Linked DNA regions of Homo sapiens: region 2 is linked to region 1. A link is a contact called in ENCODE Hi-C data. All regions are on one chromosome and are shown on one strand. Each heading gives the region's core, a stretch centred on a gene start or an enhancer-like site at or near the end of the contact. The rest is flanking DNA. Distances are from core to core; before and after follow the strand shown. Region 1 overlaps FBXO10 (F-box protein 10). Region 2 holds the start of SHB (SH2 domain containing adaptor protein B).

What was found. Hi-C counts contacts between places; a loop is a spot of excess contacts on that map. Pooled maps may share reads with other maps.
Region 2: a pooled map shows a loop between it and region 1 (5-fold over the local background). The contact joins the promoter of SHB here to the enhancer-like site in region 1. A Hi-C loop is called at or near these places in 1 of 168 maps with a recorded cell type or tissue (sigmoid colon), 2 of 37 single-sample maps with no recorded cell type and 10 of 50 pooled maps.

What each region holds. Positions count from the first base shown.
Region 1 is chr9:37,563,630-37,566,477 of GRCh38, reverse strand. All of the region lies in intron 1 of FBXO10 (F-box protein 10), which reads left to right. Among named protein-coding and RNA genes, the nearest start is that of FBXO10, 11 kb to the left of the region's middle. RefSeq lists enhancers at 320-509, 940-1,089. Within about 2 kb of position 1,422, at least 4 of the 41 ENCODE cell types and tissues checked have a DNase peak (open chromatin) inside an H3K27ac peak, as active enhancers do.
Region 2 is chr9:38,067,745-38,070,568 of GRCh38, reverse strand. SHB (SH2 domain containing adaptor protein B) reads left to right here and starts at 1,342. Exons shown (of 6, transcript NM_003028.3): 1 at 1,342-2,640. The coding sequence starts at 1,924. RefSeq lists silencers at 932-1,741, 2,162-2,211 and an enhancer at 2,102-2,824.

The DNA of each region.
Region 1 (2,848 bases), core at 173-2,672:
CTTTTTTTTTTTTTTTTTCCGAGACAGAGTCTCACTTTGTTGTCCAAGCTGCAGTGCAGTGGTGTGATCTCAGCTCACTGCAACCTCCACCTCCCAGGTTCAAGCGATTCTCTGCCTCAGCCTCCCAAGTAGCTGGGATTACAGGTGCCCACCACTATGCCTGGCTAATCTTACTTTTTTATTAGAAACTAAATTCCAACACTTTGATACTAGTATGGCCCTCTGTAGGTAGAAAGTGTGTTTCCCTTGTTATACAAATGTGAAACAAGAGTTAAGTCACCTGCCGTCATGATTAGTCTGCAAGGGAGAGGCAGAGCCCAAACTAGAGTGTGAATGAAGCCTGTTGGGTCCCTTTTGTCAGAGTCATTTCAGCACGCATAGGGCCTTTTGTGCTGGGACTCATGGCAGCTCCCCATGGTCCCCCAAATTAACTAGAAACTGTTTACCTTTGGCTAAGGGTGTTCCATGTGAACTAATACAGGTGGCCTTTCTCACTGATCCCTTCAGACTCCTGGAGCTGCAGCCAGACTGAACCTCCCAACATGTCCTAAGCCCAGCTGAAGGTTTTCTACCTCAGGAGCTTTTGCTGATGCTGTTTCCTCTGCTATAGCCCCCTTTCTTCCTCCTCTGAATGTCCCAGTCCTATGCAAATTTCAGAGTCCAGTTCAGATACCAGCTCCTCCATGAAGCTTGGCTTAGTGGTTAAAAACAAGAGTCTCTGGGGACGGGCTGGGCTTCAGTGGTTCTGCACCTCTCTAACGAGTGATTGGGGCAAGCCATTTGTCACATAAGTTTAGTTTCTTGAACTGAAAAATGAAGACAGTATTAATTTCAGTCATTGCTTCTCAAATTTAGGGTGCACATCAGTTCCCTGGTGATGTTGTTAAAATGCCAAATCTGATCCAGGAGGTACACGGTGGTGCCCAATGTCTGCCACTTCTAACAAGCTCCTAGGTCCTGGGAGCACATTTTGAGTTGTAAGGCTTGAAGAGATCTTCAGGGAATAGGATGAAATAATGCATGAAAAGCACTTAATATTGTGCCCCTCAAATAGCAGTACTGAGTAAAAGCTACCTGCTGCTGTTTTTGTTGTCTTCCATTATTATTGGTTTGTTTCCCTAGCTGGAGGTCACATTTTTGTTCTTTAAACAAGGGCTTTCCCTTTTTTATGGCACTGTGTTAGTCTGTGCTCACGCTGCCATGAAGAAATATCTGAGACTAATTTATAAAGAAAAGAGGTTTAATTGACTCACAGTTCCACATGGCTGGGGAGGCCTCAGGAAACTTACAATCATGGTGAAAGGCACCTCTTCACAGGGTGGCAGGAGAGAGATGAGTGCAAGCAGGGGAAATTCCAGAGACTTATAAAAGCATCAGATCTCATGGGACTCACTATCACGAGAACAGCATGGGGGAAACCGTGCCCCATGATCCAATTACCTCTACATGGTCCCTCCCCTGACAAATGGGGATTGTGGGAATTATAATTCAAGATGATATTTTGGGCGGGGACACAGCCAAACCATATCATTCTGCCCCTGGGCCCTCCCAAATTTCATGTCTTCATATTTCAAAACACTGTCATTCCTTTCCAACAGTACCCCAAAGTCTTAACTCATTCCAGCATTAACCCAAAAGTCCAGGTCCAAAGTCTCATCTGAGACAAGGCAAGTCCCTTCTGCCTATGAGCCTGTAAAATCAAAGGCAAGCTAGTTACTTCCTAAATACAGTGGGGGTACAGACATTGGGTAAATATACCCACTCCAAATGGGAGAGATTGGCCAAAGGGGCTACAGGCCCTATGCAAGTCCAAAATCCAATAGGTTAGTTATTAAACCTTAAAGTTCCAAAATGATCTCCTTTGACTGCATGTCTCATATCCAGGTTATGCTGATGCAAAAGGTGGGCTCCCAGCCTTGGGCAGCTCCACCCCTGTGGCTTTGCAGGATACAACCCACCTCCTGGCTGCTTTCACAGGCTGGTGTTGAGTGTCTGCAGCTTTTCCAGGCACATGATGCAAGCTCTCAGTGGATCTGCCATTGTGGGGTCTGGAGGATGGTGACCTTCTTCTCACAGCTCCACTGGGCAGTGCCCCCGTGGAGACTCTGTGTGGGGGCCCCGACCCCACATTTCCCTTCTATACTGCCCAAGCAGGTGTTCTCCATGAGGGCTCCACCCCTGCAGCAAACTTCTTCCTGGACATCCAGCTGTTTCCATACATGCTCTAAAATCTAAGTAGAGGTTTCTATACCTCAGTTCTTGACTTCTGTGCACCCACAGGCTCAACACTATGTGGAAGCCACCAGTGAGTAGGGCTTGCACCCTCTGAAGCAATGGCCCAAGCTGTACCTTGGCCCCTTTTAGCCACTGCTGCAGCTGAAGCAGCTGGGATGCAGGGTACCATGTCCCAAGGCTGCACAGAGCAGAGGGTCCCTGTGCCTGGCCCAGGCCCATGGAACCATTTTTCCCTCCTAGGCCTTGGGCCTGTGATGGGAGGGGCTGCCTTGAAGTTCTCTGACATGCCCTGCAGACATTTTCCACATTATCTTGGTGATTAACATTCCTCATTACTTGTGCAAATTTCTGCATTGGGCTTGAATTTCTCCCCAGAAAATGGGGTTTTCTTTTCTATCACATCCAATAGGCCAGTCATTAAACCTTAAAATTCCGAAATGATCTCCTGCAAATTTTCCAAACTTTTATGCTCTGCTTCCTCTTGAATGCTTTGTCGTTTAGAAGTTTCTTCTGCCAGATACCCTGAATCATTTCTCTCAAGTTCAAAGTTCCACAGATCTCTAGGGGAGGGACAAAATGCTGTGAGTCTCTTTGCATAGCAAGAGTTACCTTT
Region 2 (2,824 bases), core at 93-2,592, 500 kb before region 1:
GAAAAGTTACACTGACCAAATCAGGCCACTCCCTGGGACTGTTTCCTCAATTTTGGTTAATAATCAAAGGATGATCTGAAATCGCAAAGAAGAGACTCTTGGAAAAGACATAATTATGGTGCCACCCGACTTAGGAACTGGCATCCAAGTCCACCTGTGTGACTTTCCTCTGGGCCTCAGTTTCTCCATCTGTAAAATGAGGTCCTGTATTTATTTTTTGAGACGGAATCTCCCTCTGTCGCCCAGGCTGGAGTGAAGTGGTGTGATCTCGGCTCACTGCAACCTCTGCCTCCCAGGTTCAAGCAATTCTCTGCCTCAGCCTTCCGAGTAGCTGCTGGGATTACAGGTACCCGCCACCACACCCGGCTAATTTTTGTATTTTTAGTAGAGACGGGGTTTCACCATCTTGGCCAGGCTGGTATTAAACTCCTGACCTCGTGATCCACCCGCCTCGGCCTCCCAAAGTGCTGGGATTACAGGCGTGAGACACCGCACCCGGCCGAGGTCCTGTATTAAATGGATCCTTGCCAGCTCCTACAACATAAGGCATTAAATGTTCCCACAACTTGCTCCCCGCCGGCTGGCAGCGAACAGGGCTAAAGCCTCGACTTCCTCAGAGGTGAAAAGGTAAGCAAACATTCCGACCTCCCCTAGCCTTGCTCTCGGATTGGTGCTGGGCCCGGCTCCCACCGCCTATCCCGACCACATCCGTCATCTGGACTGCTAATACACTCATTAGCATAAAGATTCCTCCGAAGACCTGGCGCACGGGGCTGAACCGGAGTCTGTCCCTTTAAGGAAGAGGGACAGCCACTCTGTCCCTAAGGGCACTAGGCACTGCATTTCCTCCACACGGGCCACGCTGTAAACTAGACAGGTTCCGTGTTAATCCACTCTCCCTCCTCAACCCCGACAGGGGGATCCCTGGAGTGAACAACGCGCGGGGTCCCGGGGGACTGCGGAAAGGTTTGGCCTCTGCGCGTAGCAGGCTCCGCCAGGCAACCTCTCGCCCGAGGCGGCGGCGAGCTGCAAGCTAGGTGGAGCCGGCTGCGCGGCGGGACCCCAGCGCCCTGGGGCAAGACCCTGGTGCTGGCGCCAGGGCAGCCGCGGGAGGTGGCGTGTGCAGGAGCGGAGAGGTGCGCCCACCCCGGCCCCGGGCGCGAGGGGGGCGGGGCTTGGGCCGCGGCCCGGGGCCAGGCTCGCGGGGATGGGCGGTGCTGGGTCTGCGGGAGCGGGCGGGGGGCGGGGCGCGCGAGCGGGCTCCGGGGGGGCGGGGCGGCGGCGCGGGGCGGGCTCTGGCGGCCTGAGTGTCACACACGCGGCGGCTCGGGAGGCGGCGGCAGTGGCAGCGACAGGCGCCGCCGGGACGGGCACGGGCGCGCGGGCTCCGGCGGGCGCCGGCTGCCTTCCTCCGTCGCTCGCTGTCTCTCCCGGCCGCATTCTCCTCCGCTGCGGGGCCGAGCTCTCCCCAGCGCTCGCAGGAAGGAAGAAGGGAGCCGAGGACGCCGAGAAGTTCCCGCGGCAGCCGCGGATCCCGGCCAAGGCGGAGGCTGCGGCTCCGACGGGGCAGGAGCGCGATCCACGGCGAGGGGCGTACGGCCAAAGGGTCCGCGGCGTGGAGCGCTCGGACCTTCCGCTCTCCCCCGGGCGTGGGCCGGGACCCCATGAGACGCGCCCACGAGGGGCGCGAGATTCCTAGCTTGGGCGGCGCTAGGCGGAGGGAGGTGTTGCAGCCGCCGGAGCCAGAGAGCTGCCGGCAGGAGGCGGCGGCGGCAAGAACTTGAACTTGGCGTCGGGAGCGGGCGCCCCGGACGCCCCCCGCCGGGGCCGGGGCGCCGAGGGACCTGCGCCGCAGCGCTGCCCCCCGAATGGCCGCGGCGGCGGACCGGGCTCCCGCGCCGCGGCCCTAGGCGGCCTCTCGCCATGGCCAAGTGGCTAAACAAGTACTTCAGCTTGGGCAACAGCAAGACCAAGAGCCCCCCGCAGCCGCCGCGGCCAGACTACCGCGAGCAGCGGCGCCGAGGCGAGCGGCCTTCGCAGCCCCCCCAGGCCGTGCCGCAGGCCTCCTCCGCCGCCTCGGCGTCCTGCGGTCCGGCCACCGCCTCCTGCTTCTCAGCCTCTTCGGGCTCGCTGCCCGACGACAGCGGCAGCACCAGCGACCTCATCCGCGCCTACCGCGCGCAGAAGGAGCGAGACTTCGAGGACCCCTACAACGGGCCTGGCTCGTCGCTGCGCAAACTGCGCGCCATGTGCCGCCTGGACTACTGCGGCGGCAGCGGGGAGCCAGGCGGGGTCCAGCGCGCCTTCTCGGCCTCGTCCGCGTCGGGCGCCGCGGGCTGTTGCTGCGCCTCCTCGGGCGCGGGGGCCGCCGCGTCCTCGTCCTCGTCCTCCGGCTCTCCGCATCTCTACCGCAGCAGCAGCGAGCGGCGGCCCGCCACGCCGGCCGAGGTGCGCTACATCTCCCCCAAGCACCGCCTCATCAAAGTGGAGAGCGCCGCGGGCGGTGGGGCCGGGGACCCCCTGGGGGGCGCCTGCGCGGGCGGCCGCACCTGGAGCCCGACGGCCTGCGGAGGCAAGAAACTGCTCAACAAGTGCGCCGCCTCAGCCGCGGAGGAGAGCGGGGCCGGCAAGAAGGACAAGGTAAGGTGCCCCTTGGCCTCTTCCCGAGGTTCCAGAGCCACGGTGCGCACGGGGAAACCGAGGCACCCGCCGCTCTGGTGTTGAGTCTCTACTTCAGCTTCGGCCTAGGACCCTGGGTCGGGGCTGGCGTGCTGCTTCCCGCTTCTGCCTCCTCCCGCGCCCTTTTCCTGGGACCGGCGGCCTC